Linked DNA regions of Homo sapiens: region 2 is linked to region 1. A link is an interaction called in ENCODE POLR2A ChIA-PET data of the cell type or tissue named here. Cell type or tissue: MCF 10A. All regions are shown on one strand. Each heading gives the region's core, and the rest is flanking DNA. Links, peaks and the distances in the headings are about the cores only. Region 1 overlaps QTMAN (queuosine-tRNA mannosyltransferase). Region 2 overlaps ZEB2 (zinc finger E-box binding homeobox 2).

Region 1 (15,351 bases), core at 3,963-8,962:
TTGGTGTTCTGAACATGAAGTCCTTGCCCATGCCTATGTCCTGAATGGTATTGCCTAGGTTTTCTTCTAGGGTTTTTATGGTTTTTAGGTCTAACATTTAAGTCTTTAATCCATCTTGAATTAATTTTTGTGTAAGGTATAAGGAAGGGATCCAGTTTCAGCTTTCTACATATGGCTAGCCAGTTTTCCCAGCACCATTTATTAAATAGGGAATCCTTTCCCCATTTCTTGTTTTTGTCAGGTTTGTCAAAGATCAGATGGTTGTAGATGTGTGGTATTATTTCTGAGGGCTCTGTTCTATTACATTGGTCTATTTCTCTGTTTTGGTACCAGTACCATGCTGTTTTGGTTACTGTAGCCTTGTAGTATAGTTTGAAGTCAGGTAGCATGATGCCTCCAGATTTGTTCTTTTGGCATAGGATTGTCTTTTGGTTCCATACGAACTTTAAAGTAGTTTTTTCCAATTCTGTGAAGAAAGTCATTGGTAGCTTGATGGGGATGGCATTGAATCTATAAATTACCTTGGGCAGTACGACCATTTTCATGATGTTGATTCTTCCTATCCATGAGCATGGAATGTTCTTCCATTAGTTTTTGTCCTCTTTTATTTCTTTGAGTAGTGGTTTGTAGTTTTTCTTGAAGAGGTCCTTCACATCCCTTGTAAGTTGGATTCCTAGGTATTTTATTCTCTTTGAAGCAATTGTGAATAGGAGTTCACTCATGATTTGGCTCTCTGTTAGTCTGTTATTGGTGTATAAGCATGCTTGTGATTTTTGCACATTGATTTTGTATCCTGAGACTTTGCTGAAGTTGCTTATCAGCTTAAGGAGATTTTCGGCTGAGATGATGGGGTTTTCTTTTTTTTTTTTTTAATTGAGACAGAGTCTTGCTCTGTCGCCCAGGCTGGAGGGCAGTGGCGAGATCTCGGCTCACTCCAAGCTCCGCCTCCCAGGTTCATGCTATTCTCCTGCCTCAGCCTCTCCAGTAGCTGGGACTACAGGCACCTGCCACCACTCTGGCTAATTTTTTGTATTTTTAGTAGAGACAGGGTTTCACCATGTTAGCCAAGGTGGTCTCCATTTCCTGACCTCGGGATCTGCCCGCCTTGGTCTCCCAAAGTGCTGGGATTACAGGCATGAGCAACTGTGCCTGGCCGGGGTTTTCTAAATATACAATCATGTCATCTGCAAACAGGAACAATTTGACTTCCTCTTTTCCTAATTGAATACCCTTTATTTCTTTCTCCTGCCTGATTGCCCTGGCCAGAACTTCCAACACTATGTTGAATAGGAGTGGTGAGAGAGGGTATCCCTATCTTGTGCCAGTTTTCAAAGGGAATGCTTCCAGTTTTTGCCCATTCAGTATGATATTGGCTGTGGGTTTGTCATAAATAGCTCTTATGATTTTGATATACATCCCGTCAATACCTAATTTATCGAGAGTTTTTAGCATGAAGGGCTGTTGAATTTTGTCAAAGGCCTTTTCTGCATCTATTGAGATAATCATGTGGTTTGTGTCTTTGGTTCTGTTTATATGCTGGATTACGTTTATTGATTTGCGTATGTTGAACCAGCTTTGCATCCCAGGGATGAAGCCCACTTGATCATGGGGGATAAGACTTTTGATGTGCTGCTGGATTCGGTTTGCCAGTATTTTATTGAGGATTTTTGCATCAATGTTCATCAGGGATATTGACCTAAAATTCTCTTTTTTTGTTGTGTCTCTGTCAGGCTTTGGTATCAGGATGATGCTGGCCTCATAAAATGAGTTAGGGAGGAATACCTCTTTTTCTATTGCTTAGAATAGTTTCAGAAGGAATGGTACCAGCTCCTCCTTGTACCTCTGGTAGAATTCGGCTGTGAATCCATCTGGTCCTGGACTTTTTTGGGTTGGTAAGCTATGAATTATTGCCTCAATTTCAGAGCCTGTTATTGGTCTATTCAGAGATTCAACTTCTTCTGGTTTAGTCTTGAGGGGGTGTATGTGTCCAGGAATTTATCCATTTCTTCTAGATTTTCTAGTTTATTTTCATAGAGTTGTTTGTAGTATTCTCTGATGGTAGTTTGTATTTCTGTGGGATCGGTGGTGATATCCCCTTTATCATTTTTTATTGTGTCTATTTGATTCTTCTCTCTTCTTCTTTATTAGTCTTGCTAGCAGTATATCAATTTTGTTGATGTTTTCAAAAAACCATCTCCTGCATTCATTGATTTTTTGAAGGGTTTTTTGTGTCTCTATTTCCTTCAGTTCTGCTCTGATCTTAGTTATTTCTTGCCTTCTGCCAGCTTTTGAACGTGTTTGCTCTTGCTTCTCTCGTTATTTTAATTGTGATGTTAGGGTGTCAATTTTAGATCTTTCCTGCTTTCTCTTGTGGGCATTTAGTGCTATAAGTTTCCCTTTACACACTGCTTTAAATGTGTCCCAGAGATTCTGGTATGTTGTGTCTTTGTTCTCATTGGTTTCAAAGAACATCTTTATTTCTGCCTTCATTTTGTTATGTACCCAGTAGTCATTCAGGAGCAGGTTGTTCAGTTTCCATGTAGTAGAGAGGTTTTGAGTGAGTTTCTTAATCCTGATTTCTAGTTTGATTGCACTGTGGTCTGAGAGACAGTTTGTTATAATTTCTGTTCTTTTACATTTGCTGAGGAGAGCTTTACTTCCAACTCTGTGGTCAATTTTGGAATAAGTGTGATATGGTGCTGAGAAGAATGTATATTCTGTTGATTTGGGGTGGAGAGTTCTGTAGATGTCTATTAGGTCCACTTGGTGCAGAGCTGAGTTCAATTGCTGGATATCCTTGTTAACTTTCTGTCTCGTTGATCTGTCTAATGTTGACAGTGGGGTGTTAATGTCTTCCATTATTATTGTGTGGGAGTCTAAGTCTCTTTGTAGGTCTGTAAGGATTTGCTTTATGAATCTGGGTGCTCCTGTATTGGGTGCATATATGTTTAGGATAGTTAGCTCTTCTTGTTGAATTGATCCCTTTACCATTATGTAATAGCCTTCTTTGTCTCTTTTGATCTTTGTAGGTTTAAAGTCTGTTTTATCAGAGACTAGGATTGCAACCCCTGCCTTTTTTTGTTTTCCATTTGCTTGGTAGATCTTCCTCCATCCCTTTATTTTGAGCCTATGTGTGTCTCTGCATGTGAGATGGGTCTCCTGAATGCAGCACACTGATGGGTCTTGACTCTTTGTCCGATTTGCCAGTCTGTGTCTTTTAATTGGAGCATTTAGCCCATTTACATTTAAGGTTAATATTGTTATGTGTGAATTTGATCCTGTCATTATGATGTTAGCTGGTGATTTTGCTTGTTAGTTGATGCAGTTTCTTCCTAGCATCGATGGTCTTTACAATTTGGCATGTTTTTGCAGTGGCTGATACCGGTTGTTCCTTTCCATGTATAGTGCTTCCTTCAGGAGCTCTTTTAGGGCAGGCCTGGTGGTGACAAAATCTCTCAGCATTTGCTTGTCTGTAAAGGATTTTATTTCTCCTTCACTTATGAAGCTTAGTTTGGCTGGATATGAAATTCTGGGTTGAAAATTATTTTCTTTAAAAATGTTGAATATTGGCCCCCCACTCTCTTCTGGATTGTAGAGTTTCTGCCAAGAGATTCACTGTTAGTCTAATGGGCTTCCCTTTGTGGTTAACCTGACCTTTCTCTCTGGCTGCCCTTAACATTTTTTCCTTCATTTCAACTTTGGTGAATCTGACAATTATGTGTCTTGGAGTTACTCTTCTCGAGGAGTATCTTTGTGGCATTCTCTATATTTCCTGAATTTGAATGTTGCCCTGTCTTGCTAGATTGGGGAAGTTCTCCTGGATAATATCCTGCAGAGTGTTTTCCAACTTGGTTCCATTCTCCCTGTCACTTCCAGGTACACCAATCAGATGTCGATTTGGTCTTTTCACATAGTCTTATATTTCTTGGAGGCTTTGCTCATTTCTTTTGATTCATTTTTCTCTGAACTTCTCTTCTCTCTTCATTTCATTCATTTGATCTTCAATCACTGATACCCTTTCTTCCAGTTGATTGAATCGGCTACTGAAACGTGTGCATTCATCACGTAGTTCTCGTGCCATGGTTTTTAGCTGCATCAGGTCATTTAAGGACTTCTCTACACTGGTTATTCTAGTTAGCCATTCGTCTAATCTTTTTTCAAGTTTTTAGCTTCTTTGCAATGGGTTTGAACTTCCTCCTTTAGCTCGGAGAAGTTTGATCATCTGAAGCCTTCTTCTCTCAGCTCTTCAAAGTCATTCTCCGTCCAGCTTTGCTCTGTTGCTGGCGAGGAGCTGCGTTCCTTTGGAGGGGGAGAGGCGCTCTGATTTTTAGAATTTTCAGCTTTTCTGCTCTGTTTTTCCCATCTCTGTGGTTTTATCTACCTTCGATCTTTGATGATGGTAATGTACAGGTGGTGTTTTGCTGTGGATGTCCTTTCTGTTTGTTAGTTTTCCTTCTAACAGTCAGGACCCTCAGCTGCAGGTCGGTTGGAGTTTGCTGGAGGTCCACTCCAGACTCTGTTTGCCTTGGTATCAGCAGTGGAGGCTGCAGAGCAGCGAATATTGCTGAACAGCAAAGGTTGCTGCCTGATCGTTCCCCTGGAAGCTTCGTCTCAGAGGGTTACCTGGCCATGTGAGGTGTCAGTCTGCCCCTACTGGGGGGTGCCTCCCAGTTAGGCTACTCGGGGATCAGGGACCCACTTGAGGAGGCAGTCTGTCCGTTCTCAGATCTCAAACTCCATGGTTGGAGAACCACTACTCTCTTCAAAGCTGTTAGACAGGGACATTTATGTCTGCAGAGGTTTCTTCTGCCTTTTGTTTGGCTATGCCCTGCCCCCAGAGGTGGAGTCTACAGAGGCAGGCAGGCCTCCTTGAGCTGCCTTGGGCTCCACCCAGTTCGAGCTTCCTGGCTGCTTTGTTTACCTTGTCAAGCCTCAGCAATTGTGGGCGCCCCTCCCCCAGCCTCACTGCCACCTTACAGTTTGATCTCAGACTGCTGTGCTAGCAATGAGCAAGGCTCCGTGAGCGTGGGACCCTCCAAGCCAGGCGCAGGATATAATCTCCTGGTGTGCCGTTTGCTAAGACCTTTGGAAAAGTGCAGCGTTAGGGTGGGAGTGACCCGATTTTCCAGGTGCCATCCATCACCGCTTCCCTTGGCTAGGAAAGGGAATTCCCTGACCCCTTGCACTTCCCAGGTGAGGGGATGCCTCGCCCTGCTTCGGCTCATGCTTGGTGGGCTGCACCCACTGTTCTGCCCCCACTGTCCGACAAGCCCCAGTTAGATGAACCCAGTACCTCAGTTGGAAATGCAGAAATCACCCATCTTCTGCATTGCTCACGCTGGGAGCTGTAGACTGGACCTATTCCTATTTGGCCATCTTGGAACCGCCACCGCCCCTCCCCCGGCTTTATTTATTTATTTTTTGAGATGGAGTCTTGCTCTGTTGCCCAGACTGGAGTGCAGTGGTGCTGTCTTGGCTCACTGCAACCCCTGCTTCCCAGGTTCAAGCATTTCTCGTGCCTCAGCCTCCTGAGTCACTGGGATTACAGGTGTGCACCACCACACCTGGCTAATTTTTTAATTTTTAGTAGAGACAGGGTTTTGCCATGTTGGCCAGGCTGCTCTTGAGCTCCTGACCTCAAGTGATCCACCCACCTCCACCTCCCAAAGTGCTGGGATTACAGGTGTGAGCCACCCTGCCTGGCCCTATTATGTAGTTTTAATAAGACCTAACTGTATATTAATAGAATTTTTGGACAGTGACAAAATTTGTATTTTTGATATTTTCCTTCAGATTACCATTTCTAAATTGTTTCTACAAATTGAGTATCAGCATTTCAAGGTTTTATTTTATTTTGTTTTATTTTATTTTATTTTAATTTTGGTAGCTATAAATACCATTTACTGATAATGATGTCCTTACAACTAAGGGAACTTAGAAAAATTACTGTAGCCCTCACTAACCAGTTTTTACTGTAGCAGTGTGGCTAGAATTCTAAAAATTGTTATGTAAATAGAGTTGGTCTGTGATACATTTCATTCTCCTTTTCCTCTTGCTGCACCTCAGATGTTCTATTAGAAGGTAAGCTCTATGCAGGGCACCTAGAAGGCACTCCAGAATTATTTGTTGCATGAATGCATGAACAGATGAACAGATACTCACTGTCCTTTGAGTCAGTTTCACATGGCGATCCTCCCTCTTGTGCTCCAGTGGCCCCCGGCCTCCAGTTTTACATAGCATTGTATTCCCCACGTCTCCATCTACTAACAAAATGGCAGCCAGTTATCTAATACACTAGTTTGTGTAAACCTGTTATGTCCAATGGGGAACCTATCAAAAATGTGTTAGTAAGGGGTTTCTATATTAGCCTTATGGTAAGCATTCAGTAAATGCTAGTTGTTATTATTGTCATCATCTTCATCATCACCACCATCCAATATATTCCCCTATAACGACTGGTTTTCAGATTTTCTTCCAAAGGATCATTAGGACTCTCAGAATTTTCTCAGGTGATAGTGAAAGTTTGGTGGGGTTTGGGGAAAAGTGGTGGGAGGGAGGGACAGATATGGAGAGATAATGAAGCTGCACTCCCCTCATGGTTTTCCTTACCTCTTTTGCCAAATAAGCTGTGCCTTTATTTGTTTTATATATTTGTATTTCGGGTAAATTTTATTTTCAAAAGGATTCTACTGCTTAATTTTGTTTTTCGAAAGAAACACTGTAAGCAATGTGCTGGGTGCTAGAGAGTACAAGATGAATATAGCTCTTTTCTTGTAAATGCACAGATGACAGTGACAAGGAAAAGAAGAGAAAAATCACTGACCACATTTCAGAGTGTATTCTTAAGCAGATAATTTGTACAGTCCTTAAAATGAATGTGCTGCTGTCTGGAAGCCAGCATATCCAACAGTGCACATGTCATGACATGTCAAAGCAACCTCAGCATCCTTTGTAACAGAGCTGCTAGGTTAGTGGATAGGGTGGGGCTGGATCACTTACCAGCTATTTGACCTGGAACAGTCACTTGAGTGCTGTGGGCGTCAGTGTCCTCAGCTGTAAAACGTCAAAAGTAAAACAACCCCATAAAGTTACTTAAATAAAACTTTTTTTAAACACAAAATGCCTAGTATACCTGTAAGCCTCAAACATGCATATACACTGTATCTATTTACTTTATAGAAAGTATTTGATGACATCAGCAGGGCATTTCACAAACCAACTTCGTAATAGCCTTACAACGAAGATGGGTAGGTAGATTTGTAATTAGCTAACCATCTTTCCCGGACTGATAGGTACTCAGGAATTGCTTTTATCCTAAAGACAGATCCCATATTGTAATGGAAAAAACATAGCTCTGGATTCAGAGAAACTTTATTTAAAGACCAAGCTCTGTCATTTACCAGACCATTGAGCCAGTTACTCAGTTGTTTAAGTCTCACTTAGTATTGTTTATTTCCTCAGTTATAAACTAGGTGATCACAAGGGGTTTTGTGAGAATTAAATTATGGGAAACAGTAAGTGTGAGGTACTAATCAAGGTGCTTCACATATGGTAGATGCTCAAGAAACTTTCCTTCTTTCAGTCTGGTGGGGTGCCATAAACAAAAACCTGAAGCAAATGTCCTAGAATTTTGAATGACACAGAACAAAAGATGATTGAAAGAATAATGAGTGATAAGCATGACATTTCAAAACCAAAATGTTTATTTTGACAGACCAAGGTAGTGGCTGAAATGTATAAAATGGTATTTGACAGAATAATGTTAATTTTTACATTCAAAAAGGGAATATATATATAACATTTATTGATATTATATATATTTATTTATATGTGTAAAACAAAACTTCTAAACATACTTGAAGAGTCTTGAGGTACTTAACCTGGAGAATTCTGTGGGGAGGCAGAATAGCTGTATTCACATTATAGAATCATAGAACCTTGGAGTTTGAAAGATTGTTATGTGCCAGTGTGAGTATAAATGTGTGGTCTTGTTCCCAAGTAAAGAATCCTAACATGAACATGAGAAGCGTGGGGTAAGCATATCATTTCACTATAAGGCTATCTTTTTAACAATTAGATACATTTCACAGTAAAGTAGTGTGTGTGTGTGTGTGTGTGAGAGAGAGATAGACATGATTTGAATAAATATGTTGGATATTACTGATCAAGTTGTAGAGATTCTTGTGTCAGAGGTGGCTAAGGTACAAAGGTCCATGGGATTTAGAGGTGGGGGAGATGTCACATTTCACCTGATTTGGCAACTCCTGAATAAAACTTTGGAAAATGTCTTGAACTCCCCTGTTGCAAATATTCTTTGCACCCTTTCACAGAAAGAAGACTAAATGGGCCGGGCACGGTGGCTCAAGCCTGTAATCCCAGCACTGTGGGAGGCCAAGGCGGGCGGATCACGAGGTCAGGAGATCGAGACCATCCTGGCTAACATGGTGAAACCCCATCTGTACTAAAAATACAAAAAATTAGCCAGCGTGGTGGCAGGTGCCTGTAGTCCCAGCTACTGGGGAGGCTGAGGCAGGAGAATGGCATCAACCCGGGAGGCGGAGCTTGCAGTGAGCTGAGATTGTGCCACTGCAGTCCAGCCTGGGCGACAGAGCAGGACTCCATCTCAAAAAAAAAAAAAAAAAAAAAAAAAAAAGAAAGAAAGACTAAATGAAAGTGAATTAGCAATCAGTATGTGAAATATTGTAGCCAAGTCTTTTCAAGGAATTCCTGAATAGATGAGACATTAAGCAAGTTAATTTCTAAGTTCATGTCTAATTAATTCTCTGATAGCCTACCTGTATAAGTAAGTCAACACGATGTGCATATAGAAATCAGTAAGATTAATACTGGATGTCTCCAAGTATAAATTCAGAATATATTGATAACATTGGATATTATCCTGTTTCTAAAATGTGTATTTTAGAGGAGGAGGAATTTCAGGAACTTCCTGTATAAGGAAGAAAATTTAAGTTCCAATGGTTATTTTAGCCCCAATTCAATTCAATTATTAGTTGAATAACAGCCAAAGTGATTTGGTGATGTATATGACTTACAAGAATCAAGAATAAATCATTTTTCTATGCTTATTCTAGTGTTACTTAATTTACTGTGAACAGGGCTGTATTTAATCTTTCTTATTTGAGTGGCATACACAAGCAAGAAAACTTGGTGAGTCATTTGAATAATCTGGCTGGTGTAACTGTGAATATTCTTGGGAATGATGGAAAGGTTAAATGCTTTGAAACACGTGTATTCTGAGGGGAGCACTGAGCTGCTGCTCTCTAGTTTCACTGAGAGCAGAACTTGGGCCAGAAGTACTAGCTGTGTTTTATAGAGCTTAATACACTCCCATTTCAAGGTGATTGCCAGTTATTATGTGATCATGAGAAGATAGACTTTAATTTCAGGGAGCATTAGCGTCATCAGCAACAAGCCTTTTTGCATGTGGTGTACCAGGTGCTGCATAAAATATGTTAAACTCGCATTCCACTTGCTCTCTACACACGACGTTAAGAGTGAGACAGACTATTTTAGATATAAGCAACTCTGAAGGGTAAAGTGACTAATAACAGCAGCTGAGTCACGGCTTACACTTGTATACCATGTTCTAGTTTACAAAGCTCTTAAGAGAGCAGAACATTCCTACCTGTAGGTGATAGATTCTGTGAGGCAGAAATGTTTCTGGTACCAGTTTCCTTGAAGGGAATTGAGTCTATTTTTATTGAAGAATCATAAGATGCAGCTTAAAAGATGTGGTCACAGAAGTGTACCCCAACCAGAGAGGAAATTCCAACTGGAAATAAGGAGCTAGACCATTTTGGTGAGTTTTGATGTGGAAAGGGCTTGAGGAAGATCAAGGTACAGGATACATGGAAGATTTAATGAAGCATACAATGTGGAAAGAAGGAGACGTACACAATTACGGCTTGAAATGCAGTCTGCCAAGTTTATTCAGGTGTCCAGTGCGTTATCAGTAGTGGAAAAAACAACCCACATTTCCTTGCTTGAATACTTGTTTTTCCCTCATACCCTAGTCCTTTCGTTACTCTGGACAGAGAGTACATGACTCTCCTTTTTGATTATAAGACTTTGCATCTTTTATCCCTGTTGTTTTCCAACTCTCTTCCTACTTAGATCTAGAATAACATTCTGTCTTCTATTTACTACATTTGCATCTTTAAGAAAAACAGTACTTACTGGTTTTTGAAAAGTACCATACTCTTCAAAAAGTGTTGTGAATAATATCACTTGTATTAGACTACTGAGTCATTTATTTTATATGATACATTGTGGTGAGATACTGTCTTTGTTTTATGTCTCCATTGCTTACTTTACTGCTGTCCCAGACAGATGTATAGGGGAAGCTTTTAAATTAAATATAGAATTATAAATGCAGATGCATATGTCATGTATATGCATGCCTATTGTCAGTTGACTTATGTATATTCAGCCATTTGATTGTTAGGTGCTTATATATGGAGATTCTGTCTTTGATGCCTTTTTAACACTCTACAGCATCAACATCACTCCTTTCTTGATTTTCAGTAAATATTATTAGGGAGCAAGCAATGTGTAAAACACTGGAAAGGGAAATCAGTGCGGAGCTGTAGCACCATCACTAAGCTTGGCTTAGCACTCAGCTTAAGTCAGTTTTTTTTTTTTTTTCTAAGAGAAATAGGTTGTAATTTCTCCTCATCATCTATCTTGTTTATGTTAAGTGCCGTTTACCTTAGGGAATAATTTCTCTAAAGTGAGAAAGTCAGAGTTACATTTTGACTCCTTACTTTTTTTTTTTTTTGAGACAGAGTCTTGCTCTGTTGCCCAGGCTGGAGTGCAGTGGTGCGATCTCGGCTCACTGCAACGTCCGCCTCCCAGGTTCAAGCGATTCTCCTGCCTCAGCCTCCCGAGTAGCTGGGACTACAGGTGCATGCCGCCACATCTGGCTAATTTTTTGTATTTTAGTAGAGATGGGGTTTCACCGTGTTGCCCAGGCTGGTCTCGAATTTCTGAGCTTAGACAATCTGCCCGCCTCGGCCTCCCAAAATGCTAGGATTACAGGCATGAGCCACTGCACCCGGCCTTGACTCCTTACTGTTAAAGGAACTTTAAAAAACAGTTGGCAAATGTATGGTTAGATTGAACCTGGATAGAATCAGCGTCCTTCTATGTACTTTACTCACATTGTTGAGCTATGTTAGCACATTAACAAATGAGGTTTATCTCTTCGAAAGGTGACATGGAAGTATTGGGTGTGGCTTATGTAATTACTGTCTAAACTTTTGAAAACCTAGCTTGGACCCTTAACTGAAAATTTTGACGTATTGGTTGTGAGCCTTGCTTACAGAATGCCTCAGAATAAACTTGGAACTTGAAGGTCAGTGTAGAAACTCATTGTCAATTCAGTGTGGAGAAGCTTACATAGCACCTCCGCAGCCAGGTCTGGCTCACATTAGTGCTACTAGAGCCTCAGCCTTGTGAGTGCTGCAGCTTCTTGTCAGAGAGGAAGGAAACTGAAGTGCAGAGAGACAGAGTATACAGATGACAAGGCAAGCCTTCAGACCGCATGGAGGACTTAGAGATGCTTGAGAGAAAACTAGAGAGTCTTGAAATATAAGCTTCAGTGTAAACATCCCCAAAGACCAAGTGGATGAAATTGAAGGAAAAGATGAGGAACTTGGAAGAGGTAGACAGACAAATTTGAAACAAGTGTTTCTGTGACTGGAGGAGCAAGCATAAAGTGGTTTAAAAGCATTGCTGAGGAAGCCAGATATGTCAAAATCAGAGTTTCTTGACAGAGGACTTAAAGCTGGGGGCAGTGGGGAGAGTATTTTTAAAACCAGAAGGAAGTTGCACTCATCACCCTATTGAGAGTATTCAGCACCTATATTATTGCAGTGGTTGCACATGTGTATGACATCAAGATCGTTCCCTCCCCTTCCCACCCTCCAGCCCTCAGTGATGGGAGGAATTCCGAATAGGTTTGAAAACAAGTGCGTGAGTTGGAACTTCAAACTCAAACAGACACACTGGGGACAAGAAACCACAGAGACAGTTAAGCAGAAAGAGGGTGATGAAGTGAAAACCCCCACTGAGTGGTCAGTAACTGCAGTAGCTGAACCTGTCAACTCCTCATGGAGTAGGAGTCAAGTATTTCTATGGTTAAAGAATACCAGAGGTCAAGTGAAGAGAATCTGTAGAAGAACAAGGGTGGATGAATGGGAATAAATATTTTTGAAATGCTTTAAGTAGTAAGTAATTTGAGTATTGGAATTCGAAGTAAATGTGTTAGCAGATAGAACATAATACTGTGAACAGAGAAAGGAAAATCCTGTGAGCATAGAATTAGGAATCATTGCATTAGAAATCTCAAGTAATGTGTGGATTGTATGTGTGTATAGGGCTAAAATAAGAACAAGTGGCATATTTCCTTATCAATTCACACTTAAAAGCATGTAAAAGGTAATTCATATTCCTAGGATAAAATAATACAACTTTAGATGTTGGCTGTATTGGAAATTATATAGATGATTATGTATCTGTATGAACAAAACTGATTTTGAATTCGTTTATTCTCTCTAAAGAAACTTACTATTCTCTGCACATCACTTCATTTTGGCTGACAATAAGTCCAACTCAGTCAGTGCACTGCTGTGGAATGTTTTAAACTGAAATGTGCATTGGAATCTGTTTGTTTACAGCAGATGATTTGACTAAGCTTTGATGCGCAGTCACTCTCTGACATTTGTGTATTTCAGCAGTGAACAATGTAAACTCATTTTCTGAGCACTTTGATTGCTTGCACATAGCAGTGCCCATGGCATGTGACAGAGAAGAGCACTCTCTCCACTAATCAGATAGATATGCTTCAAGCGTATTTACACAAAATAATGAAAACAGCTGTTAGATACCTTTAAACTTGAGTGTGTTTTGTTATTAATCTACTAGCCTGTACACATGACACTATAATTCTTCACTCACTCAAGTTGCCTTTAATGACACAGTAATAAAACTGAGAGGGATGAAAGTAATGGAATTGTAGAATGTAATGCCTCAATTGTTCTACAGTGTCTTCCTTTTTGCCAAAATAAACCACAATTAGGTCCATATGGTGTTTTGAAGTTTTCAAGCAATGACCCTAATAAAAAGTAATGAATTTCTGACAAAAGAAAGCGTGGCTCTCTTTTAAGTGGATATCTTCACTATTGATCTAGATATGATTGTAGACCAATATGCTAATAGAAGAAAAAGGATTCAGTGTGCTTAGTACAAGTACTTTCATTTGTGGTTTGTTTTACTCATAAGAAATTCAAATTTTAAAGGTAGAAATATTATAATCCATTAGTTATGACTCCTCTGTTCAAAAGATCTGTTATTTAAAGCAAAGAAATATTCTTCAAGAATGGGAAATTTTACAAACATCTATAATAATGGAGTTTGTCACAAAGAAAGGGCTGAGAGAGTTTGTTTTAGAGAGTATCTTGTTCTTGTGTAGATTGAGCTTTTGAGGTTCTGGTTTTGCTTGTATAAGATTTTTATGTATTTCAGACTGCTTCAAGGGAGAGTGACATTTTATTCCAAGTACTTCTACCACATTCTGAAACTTGTGTATGTAACACAAGTTATTTGGTTGGAGATTGGTTTAAAAATATCAGAGTAGGCAAAATCCTTAGACTATCTTTAATATTAATAAAGCATTATAGGTAGCCTAGAATCTTGAAAATAGATTAAATTAGAAAAACCATAAAACCGAGCAATAGATTGATTTCATAATTGCAATGCTGGCGGAAGTGGGAGGGAAAGAAATTAAAAGGAAAATATATAAGGAATCAGATTTAAGATCTTTTTAACCAGGAATACCTAGATTTGAATCTATGCTCAAAAGCATACCAGCGTTTTCCCTCTGGGTATTATACCTAATTTTTCTGAGTCTTGATTTCCTCATTTTCAAGAGATAGGAGTTATGACAAGGATTAAAATGATGTCATGATGCATCTAACAGATTGTGTGGCAGGTGCTAGGCACTCAATAAATATGGTTTAACTTTATTATTGTTTATTATTATTGAGACCAACCTCCTAAAGTAGCTCATTAGAATGACTTAGAGTGTGCTGTGTGTGAGAATATAGGTGTGCAAATAAGTATGTGTTGAATTCAGTTAGACAATTCAGTGCATACTTACAGAGTCCCTACTATGTGCCAAGAATGTTCATGGTATTATAAAAAATGCAATACTAAATAAAATTCTGTTTTAAGAATTTCTAATGTAATGGACATATAAAAGTGAGACTGGGCAAGACAAGTGTAGAGAAACAAACAAGTTTCATTGGAAATATAGGAGAAGGTGAAAATAATTCACCCTGAGTAGGACATGGGAAAGCTAGATAGGGAAGGATAGGGGAGAATGACAAGCATCTGAAGTAAAGGGGCTGGGGCTTTTAAAAAGGAGTTTAACTTTTGGGAGTATGGAAGGTAGTGTTGTGGGAGAGTGGGGAAAGCCACATGCACAGCATCATTGGATGACTGTTGTGCTGTGTCATACTAGGTGCTAGGTTTACAAAGTGAATAAGATGTGATCCTGTCCTCAAGGGTAAAAAATTTCCACCAAAATATTATGAGAACGAGACTGCCCCACTATGTCTCATGCACCCAGTTCATCTTGCCAAGGGGCAACTTTGACTCTTAAAATTATGAATAATTCATTGACATTCTGTTTGCTGTTCATTTGTTTCGATATATACTTTGGGTTAATATGGTGAATGATATGGTTTGGCTGTGTGTCCCCACCCAAATCTCACCTTGAACTGTAATCTCCATAATCTTCACATGTCAAGGGCAGGACCAGGTGAAGATCATTGAATCACGGGGGTGGTTTCACTCATGCTGTTCTTGTGATAATGAGTGAGTTTCATGAGATCTGATGGTTATATATGTGTCTGGTATTTCCCCTGCTTGCACTTATTCTCCCTCCTGCTGTGCTGTGAAGAAGTGCCTTCTGCCATGATTATAAGTTTCCTGAGGCCTCCCCGGTTAAGTGGAACTGTGAGTCAATTAAACCTCTTCTTAAAAGAAATTACTCAGTCTTGGATATTTCTTCGTAGCAGTATGAGAACGGACTAATACCAGTGAGTGAATGAATGACAAATATATTTGCTTAGTATTTTCCCATTTTAATGTAAATACCGAGAAGATAAATTTCAACCTATTATCAGGCTACATTATCTGAAATTCCAAATTAGTTAACTGAATTTGTAATGTTTAATTGTTTGATTATTGATCAAAAAGTATTTCCTTACTTGCAAAGCTCTTCTCACTTCTCTAATATTTTCTTAATCTGTTTTTTGAAAAACTAAA
Region 2 (15,351 bases), core at 4,760-9,759, 310 kb before region 1:
ATATAGGAATGTCCTTTGGAAATGAGGAATTGAAACCCAAGAAGTCAGGGCTGGAGATAGAGATTTGAGAGTTATGCAAATATACTCAGATCATGTTCAAGATCACACAGGACTATGAGATTTACAACTGAGTGTATTTGTTGAAGCAAGTAGAAAGCTGAGGCCAGGGCTCCTGGTGGGTGGGGAGGAAAATCAACAAAGATTTTCTTTTGAAAAAAAAAAAAAAAGATTATGACACAAGAGAAAAAAATTAAACATTCAGAAGCAAAGAAAGAGAATTTCGTAAAGGTGAGAACTCAGTTAAAAGCTTCAAATAACTACCCTTGAAAGAAAGCTGAGCAAATACACTGGACTTAGTTAATTAGAAATTTACTAGTGATCTTCAGCTTACAACTCTGCCCTTTGAGAGAATAAGTACATATTCTTTCTTCCTAGCTACAAGTTTACCACTTCTTCTCCCTGACATCTCTTTGGATGCTAAATACATGTGGTTTTAGAAATAATACATCTTTTCTGGTTGAAATTGCATCTAAAAGACTATCTTCCTCTGCTCCCAAGTCTTGCTCATCAAGCTCCTGCTATTGGCTGAATTTCTTCTCTAGCCATTCCACACTAGAATGTCTCCCTCCAATGAGCCTGTGGGGTTTGGGCTGCTTTATCGCCATGGATCCTGGAATGGTCTCCATCACAAAGTGTGTCTGAAGAAATGAGCGAGTGAATGGGAGACAAACAGCACTTGGACTTCCCTTTTGTATTTTCAGGTTAACATATTTTTGAGCCCTGGCCTGAAGTAACCAACCAGACATTTTCATCTCTCCATTATTCCAGTCATCCAAACTTGAAAGCCTTAGTTATATTTGACTGTTCTCTGTCCCTCATGTCCTCCTCTATTTAGTCAGCCCACATCTTTCCTATAACAGTTTCCTCAATGTCCAAATTCCCTTCTTAGAATCCTGAATTGCCCCTTAGCACCTACAGGACGTTCTTCAGTCCGATAATAAGTGCCATCCATTGTATACCAATGGCGCTCCATTCTTGTCAGACCAAATCCCTTGGTGACAACAAAAAAGAACCACATTTATACCAACCTCTGAATCTCTGCCCATGCTATCCCTTCAGACCCTAATCCCCCAGCTCCTTTCTTCCAGTCATCCAAATTCTCCCCATCCTTCTGTTCTTCAAGTCCAGGTCACATCCCATTTCCTTAATGTGGTCATCTCTGAACACCCCAAACGACAGCAATCTCTTCAGAACCCTTGTGGGGTTCTGAAATCCCACAACCCTAAGGTGTATGTGGCTAACTTCAGCATGTTTCATCGTTCCTCCTTATATTGTTTGCCCTTATTTCATGTAGTCAATTTCATGAAGACAAGAGGTTTCTTCAGCTGAAAAATGAGGGTGGATCATCCTGGTATCTACCTCATTGGCTGACCTTGTTCTCTAGCCAGTAATTAAATAAATAATTACTGAGGTAATTAAATAAATAATGAAGCCAGTTGTGGTGGTCTGGCCCATAATCTCAGCTACTCAGGAGGTCGAGGCTGGAGGATGGCTTCAGTCCAGGAGTTGGAGGCTACAGTGAGCCATAATCCACTGCACTCCAGCCTGGGTGACAGAGCAAGACCCTATCTCAAAAATAGTAATAATCAGAATGTATATGTCGATATTAGTAAGTGACTAAAAAAATGTTTGCCCTAAGGAAAGGACTATTCCATTTGCCTCAACAAGCCCAGTTATAGCAGGGAGCACACATGGCAGATATTACAACTGGTGAAATGAATGAATGAATCAATGAATGAATATTTGGTGGAGAAGAAATGGATTCTGATAAAGGAAGCCACAGTAGGGGAAAACATTCTCTGTGGAGGAGACTAAGTATCTTCAGAGAGTGAAACTAGGATCTAAGTCCCTGAAGGATTTTGCCTTGTTAAAGGCAAAGAAGAATAGCCTAGAGTATCACTACATTTTTTTTTTAACAACAAAGTTAGATTAACTGAATGGCAAAATTGATCTATAACACATAAAACAGTGCAAACCTGGATTTATATTAATAACTTTCCACATTGCATAAGTTCACCAGTTTTTATTTTTTTTTAAAAAAGGAACAAAATTGTAATGCTTTCACACGTAAGATAAAGAATATCTTCTAACAAAGAGCCTTACAACTTTCAGATATTAATAGGATTTAAATTCAAAATGAAATTATTAGGTAAAATTTTTAAGTGTGTGAATGAACCATTTTCTAAGAAGAGTAGAGAAATGGAAAAACTTGGAAGCATTATACACATGAGTTTGCCTACGTGCTAGTAGTAACAAGGAGCTATCTTAGGTGCATGGTGATCATTAGCATTAATGCAGTTCCACGTGCATATCAATATCCAAATAGGGCCCTGATGTTTTACTCTTTGAATGTGTGAAAGTTATATTTACTCAGACAATCTAGTACCTCTAGTTATAAAGGGCTATTAATAACCACCTGCATCTGCGCTTCCTTTGCTAAGAGGGGGAAGAGGTACCTTACATCCAGAAACTGGGCAAGGCCAATTTAGGCATCAGTTCTTAATCTTACACAACACAATAAATTTCTTGTCTAAGAACTAACTTTATAGACTCTAACTATAGTCAAACTTGTTTCCAGTATTCTAAGAATAATACATAAATTATTTCACATATGAGAGGCAATTGTTTTGGGAGGCTCCAGATTCTAGAGACCAATTACCTACACTTGAATTTTATCTCTACCAATTACTAGTTACATTAACTTGAGTGTGTAATTGATAAGCCTTCATTTCTACATCGGTAAAGTGGAAATCATGATTCCTTATGTACAAGGCCTCGCTGTAGGGATTAAATGGCATGACATTTTTATTTATTTATTTTTTAACTTTATTTTTATTTTCTTTCTTTTTTTATTTCAATAGGTTTTGGGGAACAGGTGATGTTTGGTTACATGAATAAGCTCTTTAGTAGTGATTTCTGAGGTTTTGGCGCACCCATCACCCAAGCAGTGTACACCGTGCCCAATGTGTAGTTTTTTTTCCCTCATCACCCTCCCACCATTTCCCCAAAGTCCATTGTGTCATTCTCATGGCATGCCATTTTTAAAGCACCCAGTACAACAACTAACATAGACTAGATGCTCACCCTGTTTTGTTTTGCCAGTTTTTTTTTTTTTTTGTTTGTTTGTTTTTTTTTGAGATGGAGTCTCGCTCTTTTTGCCCGGGCTGGAGTGCAATGGTGCAATTTCGGCTCACTGCAACCTCCGCCTCCTGGGTTCAAGCAATTCTCCTGCCTCAGCCTCCTGAGTAGCTGGGATTACAGGCATGCGCCACCACGCCCGGCTAATTTTTGTACTTTTAGTAGAGATGGGGTTTTGTCATGTTGGCCAGGCTGATCTTGAACTCCTGACCTCAGGTGTCCCCCCGCCTCAGCCTCCCAAAGTGCTGGGATTACAGGCATGAGCCACCAGGCCTGGCCAACTTCAAACTATTTTTGTTCATTAAGAAATGAATACATCGTAAACGGTTTTCTCCATTCATACTGGTTCCTCCTTAACTTTTTCTCTAGGAAACAAAAATACAATTTTAACAAATTTGTAATGAAAGAACTAACCAATTTTGAGAGGCTTTGACATTTAAGTTCTTTTGACATTCTGGAAAACTACACAGACAAGTTGTAGGACACATTATTTTCAGTACTCTGGCATTTGAGGCTAAAATATGAAGGTTAAGAACTAGTTTCGTTTTATATCTGATTTCATTTTTATGTAGCATCCCTTCTTTAACTGTGTAGGAGGAGGATTTAGTAGTATTTATAATGATTACGTATAATAATGATGAAAGCTGTCAGACTTTTCCTTTCTTTGACAACTGACTCACATCAGGAATCGTATTCTTTTTAAAAATTTATTATTGACACATAACAATTTTACATATTAATATTCGTGAGGTGCAACATGATGTTTTGATACATGTATAAATTAATGATCAAATCAAGGTGATTAGCATATCCATCTCCTTAAACATTTATCATTTCTTTGTGATAAGGACATTCGAGAACCCCCGTTCTAGCTATTCTGAAATATGCACTACATTTTTGTGAGCTCCAGTCACATAATAGACCAACATAACTATTTCTCCTATCTAACTGTAGTTTTGTACCCATTGAGAAATCTCTCATTGTTCACCCTTCCCCCTACTCTCCTCATCTTCTGGAATCAGCCTAAATGTCCATCAACAGATGAATGGATAATGAATGGTATATATACCCAATGGAATACTATTTAGCCATAAAAAATAATGAAATCATGTCATTTGCAGCAACATGGATAAACCTGGAGGACATTATGCTGAGTGAAATAAGCCAAGCACAGAAACATAAATATCACTTGACCTCACTCATATGTGGAATCTAAAAAGCTGTTCTCATGGAAGTGGAGAAAAATCATATATATTTTTTTCTTCTTACCCTGGATAACAACCAATAAACAAAAACGAAGCATTTGCCCATTGTTAACAACCACTAAAATACATACATTCAGAGTGTTTGTTGTATGTAGAATTTGAACTGAGGCTTGAGGAAACTTTAAGGAAATAGAAGGGTGAGTTCCTTCCACTAAGCAACATAAAATTTTAGGGGTGTTGATAAAAAAAAATCATAATGACAAGAAGAGAAAATTTACAAATAAATAATTATAGCCTCATTAGTTATTCAACTCAATGGTCACTTATTGGGACCCTACTAAGTGCAAGGCATTTTGTTAGTCATCACAAAAGATACAGTGAGAAAAGAAGAGTCACTGTCATTAAGGACCTACATTCATCCGGGTGAATAAAACAGTGGTAGACGAATACGAAATGCATGTAAAATATTTAGTGCAACGTTAGCGCATAATAAATGCGCTATCATTTCTAGCCATTATTATTGATTATAATATCATCTGGATTAAGACGTTTTATTTGAAATACAGCAAGCTATGTAAGTTCAAATGCAAAGTGTTCAGTATTGTAGAGGGTTTCTGACAGTATAGGGTCAAATATTGGAGATAGGACAAGAGAGGTGCCTTAAAGAAATTGCAAATTTCAGGGAAGACTTTCTTCAAGACAAAGACTTGCTGGGTATGCCTCTGTGCACAAGAGAGAAAGAGAGAAAGGCTGAAATGTAAAAGGAGACTGGGTGAAAGATGGAGTGGGTTATCAAACGAGTTGTAAGAGAATAATTTTAGATGATAGCCACAATAATGTTTATTTTTTAGCAGTAAGATCAGAAGAAGAAGACAGAATGATGATAGGAGAGAATGTAGTCAATTTAAGATGATCCAAGGAATACACACTGTATGGGTTGCACTCTTTGAAGTCAATAGGAAAAAGAGACTATCAGTCAGCAGTAAGGGAATAGGAATACAGTTGGAATCTTGAGACATGGACATGTAGAATAATTGCTGTGGACAATGCGTGGAGATTCAATTATTAGGAAGGAATATCCCATTTTGAAAACATAGTCTGCAACAAGACTATACTATTATTTAAGATTTTTTTAAGATACGTTTGATACTCCAGAAATTGGACTGGATCGTAGTTCAGCAGGGTAAGAATGATACAAGTGTAAGGGACAGAGATGGAAGTGATGATTTCAAGTTCCAAGGTGAACTGAGGTAAATAAAATCAGAATGGGTAAAAGGGACTAGGAAACTTTTCAGGGCCTGATTGTCACATTGAAGTACACGTTTCAAGGGAATGAGAAACTGGATGATAGGCAAGGGGAGAAAGTAGAAATCAGAGAGCGAAAGTTCGCGGTTCTGGTTCTTGTCCCAGGGTTAGCCCAGGAGCAAGTGTGGCCATCCATGTTGCTGGATTAGAGAAAGCCTAAGCACTGTGAAGCCAGGTTCTGCATGGACTATCTATTAAGTGATGAAGTTTCCCAGAATGCAATGGCATCCTGTGGGAAATGTAATCATGGGACAGGCGTCATTTTGCTTGCAGTATACAGGCAATGTCCTAAAACATGACGGTGAAAATGGATGACTTTCGACTTCGACTTCAAACCATTACAGCTACAGAGTGGAAACAATTTGAGGGTAGAGGTTAGGTCTGCTCTTCTCCATAATCCCTCTCAGAGGATGCAGTGGTTTATACAGTGTTAATGGTTCATAACCAGGGTATTTGTTGAATTAATGAATAAATAAACAAAGAAATAAATGATGAGTGAGTTGACGAAACAGGAACATTGATTGGAAGCAGTAGCGTGAATTAAGGAGTTTGTTGACCCTTCCTCTTTGTTCTGTGAGTCATAACAAATGAAAGCAGGAATGGCCCTGTGGAAAAGGTCTGTAAGGGATGGGTTATTATCAGGGGATGACACAGTTTCATTTAGTCTGAAGAAGTGGAACACATGTAGGAGGATATAATTAAGCATGGGAGGAAAATAACGAGTAATATGTGAAATGGGAAAGCAAAATGAACCGGGAATAAAGTTCTTTTTTGGTTTCTAGTCCAAAGTTAAGCTTGAGGCATTTCTTGTTTACTATAACCACAAAATATCTAATATCTGCTAACTAATAACTAATACCTGCTATTTTAACAGATGTTAAAATAATACCTAATAAAAATTCACCTTTGCAAGGTGCTATGGAAAGTTATTCTTTATTGAGCGCCTTTAGAAACTTGATTACAAATTAGAAACAGTCAAATTAGGAAATACAATCCTTAAATATTAAATGGAAATTTTAAATAAGCATCTTGAACAGAGAATTTGAAAAACTTTTATGTGTTCTCTTTGCCCCACTAGACCCAGCTCTGGATTACCCAGTTAAAAAAAAAAATGTAAGAATAAAACAAGTGTCTAGGATTCAGAGGAATGGGGACATTTAAAAAAAAAAAAGAAAAAAAGTAAAAATTTTCTACACACACATATACAAACACACACACACACACACATACACTCTGAAGTGGGCATTTTAACTGACTTCCCCCCATATTCATTGTATGGTGTAATAATGTTGCTATTTAGAATTGCTTATAATGTCATTGTGATCGTTTCAGTATGTAGGGCCTGTTCAAATGGTACCAAGTCAGGCATGATGAAAAACTAAAAAGATGAGGTTCTCTCTTTTCTTGCCTCTTTCTCTCATGTTGAGTCATTATGGTGCAGTAGAAAGAGCAGTGGGTGAAGAGTCAGGATACATAAATCCTACATACAGCTCTTCCAGAAATTACTTGTGCAACTTTGTATGAATCACTAACCTCACTGTACCTTAGTTGTAACATCTGTTAAATGAGGAAATCAGGCTAGAAATTTTGAACTCCACCCCACCCTGCCCTTTCTTCTAATGAAATTTTACTGGAAGCATGAACAAAAAAATTACTGGACCGCACTAGCCGTCATGGGATGGGAGGCTCTCGGGGGCCCTGCCTCACGATAACATACACAGGGCCAGCTTCCTGGGTCTGGGACCTGCACAGTCGCACAGGGCCCAGCACTGAGAAGGGCTGCTTGGTTGGCTCTGCAGTTGCTGTCTTGAAGCTCTTGACAATTTTTGAATGAGGGGCCCAACATTTTCATTTTACACTGGGCCCCACCAACCATATAGCCAGTCCTGTTCATGTCTCACAAAATACATGAGAAGAATAGCAGAGTACAAGCTAGGATGGGAAGTGGTGGAATCAGAGAGGCACTGCTTCAAGTATTGAACAGAAATGCCAGTTAGGTCTAAGTTTACAGGATCCTTCTTTGGGTGTCTCCAGAGCAATTGAACCCCAAGTAAAGATCCAGATCTAGACTGAAAATCTTGCCTCAGCAAGAAATACAGTGGTGCCAGGTGTAACTCCCCTAAACTGATAATATTAGTATAAGGTTGGCAGCCTAGCCAGCAATTAAGTCTCTTTAACCATCAATTCTGTGCATCGCATCGTTAGCATAGGGGAAAGTGGGGGAAAGAAGAACTTTTTTTACTTTCACTATCCTCTTGGTTTAATAACTCTCAATTTCTCCTGTTCCTCTTAACATGGAGCTTAAATTAAAACTTTTAAATTAGTTAGCTTTCTTATATCAGTAACAGAAGCGATACAAGTTTGATTATAACGTATTTCTCTGCAAGAGTTGAGTGGATATATAATGTTAATCAATTGTACAAAATCAGTTTATCAGATAATTCAGTTAGTACCTAAATACTTAACAAGGAGGGAATCATACTATTACAAAGTATGTCATATTCTTCTTGGTTGTATCTATCACATTTTTATAGGTTGGAAGAGTTTTGTCTGCCAGTCAGACATCTGTCAGGGAAGTCATTATTTTTTAATTTCTTAGTTAACTTCATACATTGAGTTTTTAAAAATAAGGTGGAGAAAGAGATAGGTTTGGAGGAGAGAAAAATAGAAGTAGTGCTTGGCAGGTGAGACGGGGGATGATTTTCAGACTATAATCAGTGAACGCCAAGAAGAGCCTGTTCACTTCCTGGCTAATGAATGCTGTTGTTTTATTAGCTTTGTTTGCGATTAGGAGCAGCTATCTTCACTTCACAGCAAGTGTTCCCACAAGAAATAACTGATATTTCAAGCTTCTTGAGTGCCTCCTTCATTCATTCAACAAATATTTAATAAGCGCTGTTTTGCTTGTGATGTTGTCTGGGGTTTCCAGGCACTTCCAAAATATTTTCTCTTAATCTGCATGTTTGTTTTCCCCATCAGAAAGCTGTGTTGTTTTGAGTTTTTAATTGAAAAGAATACAGATAAAATTCTCTAGGCCTAGCCAGTAAAGAAAAAGCAAACTGATTAAAGTAATTAATTAATTGAAATTATGGAATTCTGGAACTTTGAGGACACCCCAGAAAGCACACCCTGGCTCATTTTACAGATGAGGAAATTGAAATTCAAAAACATGAAATAACTGAGCCAAAATGAGGAGTCCAAGGACCCTGAACCTTGCCTAATCATTCAATTATTGCATAATAACTGTGACCCAGGCACTATGCTAGGTGCTGGTGACACAAAGCTGAATAACATATGGTTCATTCTTTTATCAGCTCACAGACACGTAAGAGAAAGATTACGATGGGATGTGATCAATTCAATGATTGAGACACACAGATGACATTCAGTAAGTGAAGAAGGAAGTCTATGTGAACTCAGGCTGAGATAGTCAGGAAAGCTACCTAATAATAATAATATGGGACCAATTGTGCTTCTCTCCAAAATCATGTTATGAATGTCTCATTTAGCCATGCGAGGCAGAGGATTGAATTTGTAGAGTTCTTAAATTGGACAAGGGTCAGAATTTCGTGAAAGACTTGTTAAAACACAGATTGCTGGTTCCATAGGTTTGGATGGGCCCCAATAATTTGCATTTCAAGCAAGCTCCCAGATGATACGGATGCCACTGACTTTTGAAAATCACTGACTGTCCTGAGCATTCTTAGGTTTCACGTGTCTCTACATAAAGCATAAGAAAAGAGCATTGAATTGCTGGGCAAAATCACCTTACTTCATCAACTCCTCTAAATTATAATAAACTAGTCTATCTTTTTGGTAATATGCCAATTCCAAATTTTTAGGTTACACAGTAATGTGAAAGACAAGTGCATATTGTCTATATTGGGAATTTTTCTTTGTGTGTGTGAGATGGAGTTTCACTCTTGTTGCCCAGGCTGGAGTGCAGTGGCACGATCTCGGCTCACCGCAACCTCCGCCTCCCAGGTTCAAGTGATTCTCCTGCCTCAGCCTCCCTAGTAGCTGGGATTATAGGCATGTGCCACCACACCCGGCTAATTTTGTATTTTTAGTAGAGATGGTGTTTCTCCATGTTGGTCAGGCTGGTCTTGAACTCCTGACCTCAGGTGATCCGCCCACCTCGGCCTCCCAAAGTGCTGGGATTACAGGCGTAAGCCACCGTGCCCGGCCTATCTTGGGAATTTTTAAAAAAGTAATGGACTCTATCATTCTGTGCCAATACACAGCAATCAAAATCGTTGAGTGTTAGCAGTCTCTACATCTTGATATTCAAAATCCCCTAATGTAAGATCTCCTGCTGTTTAGGGAGATATTTGATACTGCAGACTACTACAGATTCCCATTCCTTGTCCACTCTTCACCTCGCTCTCCTGAAGCTCTCTTACATGAGAAACTCTCATTGGCATCTGAACATGTGTTCCCTGGAGAAAGCCATGTTCAGAGCAGGGGTGGAGAGAGCGGCCAAGATGCTGTACTAATTCCCAGGAAGAGCAGAAAACTTTTCTGTTGCTCTTGACGACCTGGCTTTATCCATGCCTCTGTACCAGCTGGAGGCTCTGCGAGGCCGCCCATGTAGCTGTGTAATGAGAAAAAGATCATCCTCTTCCCTCACGGTTGTTTTTAGGTAACTAGTGCCAATATGTCTTTTGGAAACCTTCTGCAAAAACGCATACATGCACTTTTAATGATGAAAAGCTTACATTTATTAATTAGTCAACTTTAAACAAAGTAGCCATGAGAATCTATAGACCTCAACAAATGCTGAATATGTGCTTCCTTAAACTAAAAAACTCAATACAAATGACTACATTCAAAATAATTTTCGTGTTTTCTTATCATCTGAGATGTTAACAAAAAGGCTGTTTTTCAAAAAGATGATAAATACAGTTACCTAGATTTGTAATTGCTTCTTCAGGTCCCTTTGCCTTTCATAGTGAAGTAAGCAAAAGCCAGATTATATGATAAATACATAATTTATGTTATATACATTACATTACACTGGGGAAGCGTGTGTGTGTGTGTGTGTGTGTGTGTATATATGAGATGCCCTATTATACATATATATATATATATATATATATATATATATATATATATATAGACATGTCTGTATATTGCAGAATCACAACCATTATGTGTATATATCTCCAAACGGGTGAATCACAGAAGTAGGAAAAAAATTTACCACTCATGTCCTCATTTCCAAGAACACTGGCACTAGTAGGCACTCAATAAACAGTTATTAAACAAGGGGATGGATGGATGATTCTACTCAGTTTTTTACATATACTTGCTGCAACTCCTCTGTACCTTCCAAGATATTTTCTTTTTAAAAAGAATTATTTATTCATTTTGATGTTTACTTAAATGGCTTAACATAATATTCAATTTTCTTCCATTTTTTATGAAAATTAAAAGCATGCAGGACACTAAACCAGTGATAATAGAGTACCTGTCTTCCACTGTGAACACAGGCTTGCTACAAATAAAGAAAATGAATGCCAAAGGGAAACAGAAAATGATAAAGAATAAGTATCTGGTCTATATTTCATTACCTGTAAACACTAAGCAAAGCCCACTTTTAAGTATCTTTGAGAAAGTATTCTAAAGCAACTTGATTATGGGGGCTGACTAATTTGGGGACCAATATTTCTCTTTTATTTAGAGTTCTGTTAACATCGCTTGAATTTTAGGCAATAATTTTTAAGGCCAGTCTATGTTGATATTTATTATTATCTGTCTGAAAAATCAATTATCTATCTAACGCAGCCATAAAGATATCTATAAAAGTGTCATTAATAAGCAACATTAGTAAGAGTGGCCAACATATTGCCAAGAGAACTGAGGCTTTCCTGACAAAAAGGGACCTGAAAATTCACCCTAACAATCTAACAGTATTAAAATACACATGGTCATGAGGAAACATTTTTAATTAACATTCTTTTTTATGGCTGGGCGCGGTGGCTCACGCCTGTAATCCCAGCACTTTGGGAGGCCGAGGTGGGTGGATCACGAGGTCAGGAGATCGAGACCATCCTGGCTAACGGTGAAACCCTGTCTCTACTAAAAATACGAAAAATTAGCCGGGCGTGGTGGCAGGCACCTGTAGTCCCAGCTACACAGGAGGCCGAGGCAGGAGAATAGTGTGAACCTGGGAGACGGAGCTGGCAGTGAGCCGAGATTGCACTACTGCACTTTAGCCTGGGCGACAGAGCAAGACTCTGTCTCAAAAAAAAAAAAAAAACAACAACTTTTTTTTGGTTTTTTTGAGACAGGGGTCTCACTTTGTCACTCAGGCTGGAATGCAGTGGTGCGATCACAGCTCTCTGCAGCCTCAACCTCCCAAGCTCAAGCGTTTCTGCTACCTCTGCCTCCCCAGTAGCAGGGACCACAGGCACGCACCACCATGCCAGGCTAATTCTTTTACTTTCTATAGAGACGAGATTTGTTGCCCAAGCTAGATATTCTTTTTTTGGATAGAGAAAAGGTTATCTAACCTTAGAGAAGATTGAGAGATATTTGCAAGACATTAGGGTAAATTTTAGGACTAAATGCAAAATCTCTGGAGAAGGTATGGGAAGAAATTACTTGAGCCTTCTTGTGAATTTTTGTTATGGTTTGATCATAAATACCATGCAAATATCCTTTGTCAGTGTGTTTTGGCAGTTCTTCCAAAGAGACCAGGGAGTGAAGAGGATTACAGAAAGAAGGAAAATGAGGTTGATTTTACACTAGAAAAATGCAGTGAAGAATTCTACAACCTTTCAGCTACTTTTGTACCTCATTCCTGTGTCCAGTACACATTATTGCATAATCTTTCTAAAAACAAACATACAAACTTTCAGATACAATCAAAACTTCATTCTTCCCAACAATTCTGAGAGTAACCAAAATTGAATCCCATCATTTGTCCTAGTATTGTAACTGTTAGGGTGATTTTAGTTTTAAGAGACTGAAACACAACATACCTTCAAGCAGAAAAGGAAGTTTCTTGGCTCACGGAATTTAAGGAAGGTGGTCAACCGAACCACTGCAAGGTGCACCTCGGCCTCAGGAACGAGAAGAGCTAGAAATGAACTGTCAGAACATGCAATCTTGTCTGCTTTTCTCTGTATGTCTGCTTTATTCTCTCTTCATAAATCTTCTTTTTCTAGATGGAAAATAACAATTCCTTCATTCCACATTTTATAGCTACAGTCACTTGGCAGAAAAAAAAAACTGCCTTGATGCTTTTTCTGGAACAAAGTCCTAAAATCATAGGGAAGGGATTTATTGAATTTAATTGGATCTATTGGCTACCCTGGACCAATCAACAAGTTGGCCTGGAGAAGAGAGGACTGAGATTGGCTCACCTGAGCAACAGAGATCAATTGTGGCTAGGGGAGCAGGATCACATGGTAACACAGCAGCTCCTTGGGTACCATAAGCCTTGGCAATCAGGAAATGGAGAAGCATTCCTAGGACAAGGTGAATGTTGAAGTACTGGGCAGAAAAACTGTATATTACTAGCACCTATTGCACCTCATGGAAAAACTACATTAGATTCATGCTGGTGATACCTAGTTTCTGGGAGGTTTAACTCTAGCCCACTTAAGTGACCCTAGGTATGTGAGATATATAAACAACAGAATATCTATACAGCATGAAGAAATATCCAGATGGAGCAAATGGATTTAAATGATTGAGTGACATCTTCATGAAACCCTTTTTGAATACTTATCTGAGCCCTATCAAACTCTTTCAAGTATTTATGACCACTACTACACAGTTTATCAAATAATTATTCTACAGTTGCCTGAGTATTAGGTCTAAGTTCCTAGCTCAGCTGCAGGTATCTTATTTTATGCTTCCTTTTACCAAAAGACCTCTACACCAAGATTAGTGTTAAGGACATAATTTATTCCACATTCATCCCATAAATGATTCTTGAGAGCCTACTAATTTCTAGGCAATATATTCAATGCCCAGGATACAAAGATGATCAAAGATGAATCCTTAAAGAGAGCGCATGATTTGATGTATTTTGTCCCCATCACACTTGACATAGAAATCTAGCATAGCCAAATTTGATCTAGCAATTGAATTACCTCTCCAAACAACAGTAGTGTATCTAGATGCAGTTTTGTTTGCCTATCCAGAAAAATCAGAATTTTCCTCCCTTTTAAGCCAAAAGGCTATTAATGCAAATCCAATTGAATTTGCATATGATTACATTTCTGATGGAAACATTCATATGCAAATGAAAATTCATGCAAAGATAGCCAGATCATTCAAATAGTTGCTGAAATATCAAGATAAAATTAGGATATTAAATGTACATCCATCTATGTTTACTAGGTTACACTAAGGTCATCAAGTAGGACAATATTCTCAAAAAACTTAAACCATGTCTTAACCCTTAACATAAACCATTGACAACCCTCAAGTAGATACGAATTCAGAAAGGAGCTATTACGTTACTTTGTGCTGTCATAGTACTGAAAAAGAAGTCAGTCACTGATAAAATCAGTGAAGTTACTCAAAAGACATTCATCATGGCTCTGCCATTTTGCCCCTTTTATCCTTTCTTCCCATCAAAAGTAAAAGGTGATTTTTTGATAGATCTGATGTTATTTTGATGATCCAAAACAATGAGCAAATACTTTATGCAAGTTGACAGTTTCTACATACTCCATAGGGGCTCAGTGATGCAAGTGAAATGACATCATCACAGTCACCACCAATAAGTATCCATTGGAAAGCATCCATGACATTGTGCATACAGCAAGGGGAAAGTGATCTTATCTAAAGCCCATATTCTTTATTAAGTCCAGCTAATAACAGATTTAAGCAAAATTTCAAGGTATAAAATCTTAATCCACTACTGTACATTCCAAATCTATTTTTGAGGGAAATACGGTCTTGGAATAGACCGTTGTTCTTGTTAACCTTATTAGAAGTTACAGAGGCAAAAAAGAAAGGTTTGAGATCACAGCATTCAGGATTACTGGCGCTTAGTTTAGTGGTCCACATAGTGTAATTCTCCCACTTCCTTTTATTTGGTCCCATATATTTGTTTATAGTTTCAAGTCTTTTTAGAATTCTAGTGTTCTTTGCTTTGATGAATGTCACCTACCATCCATCAAATTTGGAAAGTATAAACCTGAGGGAGGTACCTTAGCATCTCCCAACTTGACAAACTGAATTCTTTCCCAGATGAATCTGAGGAATTTTGGATCTTAGGTATTTCTCAAATCCAGACACTTCCTTCATCTCCATCATCAATTCCTTAACAGTATCTTTTGCCTGGCCTAGGACAGGAACCTCCTAACCGGATTCCCAGGACCTACTTTTCTCTTTCTCCAATCCCTATCATACTATAGCCAAGGATGTCATCTAAAAATGCAAATAATCATAGTTTCATCCAGCCATCCTCCTTGCTTAATACTCTTCAATAGCTTCCTGCTTCTTTTAGAGTAAAAACCCAAATCCTTAAACAAGCTCTTACCTGCTGCATGGCCTGGCTCCCGCCTTACTCTCCACCCTTACATCACGTGGTTCCCCTTTCATCCTCTGCACTCCAGCACTGTCCTTTTTTTTTAACATCCTGAGATGTCCCATGCTTGTTTCAGTCACCACATTGCAC

Evidence for each region. ChIA-PET counts read pairs that join two places held together with the same protein. Peaks named below come from ENCODE experiments on the same cell type or tissue, not always from the same donor. Only the 100,000 strongest peaks of a DNase experiment are listed, where the experiment ranks them.
Region 2: POLR2A ChIA-PET joins it to region 1 with 5 read pairs; 1 of 35 experiments calls an interaction of 5 or more read pairs at or near these places.

What each region holds. Positions count from the first base shown.
Region 1 is chr2:144,094,162-144,109,512 of GRCh38, reverse strand. All of the region lies in intron 6 of QTMAN (queuosine-tRNA mannosyltransferase), which reads left to right. Among named protein-coding and RNA genes, the nearest start is that of QTMAN-AS1, 160 kb to the right of the region's middle. In MCF 10A, for the core only: no CTCF peak of the experiment used is centred there; a DNase peak (open chromatin) is centred at 6,952.
Region 2 is chr2:144,406,533-144,421,883 of GRCh38, reverse strand. The region is part of intron 4 of ZEB2 (zinc finger E-box binding homeobox 2); the gene reads left to right. Among named protein-coding and RNA genes, the nearest start is that of QTMAN, 82 kb to the right of the region's middle. In MCF 10A, for the core only: no CTCF peak of the experiment used is centred there; a DNase peak (open chromatin) is centred at 7,213.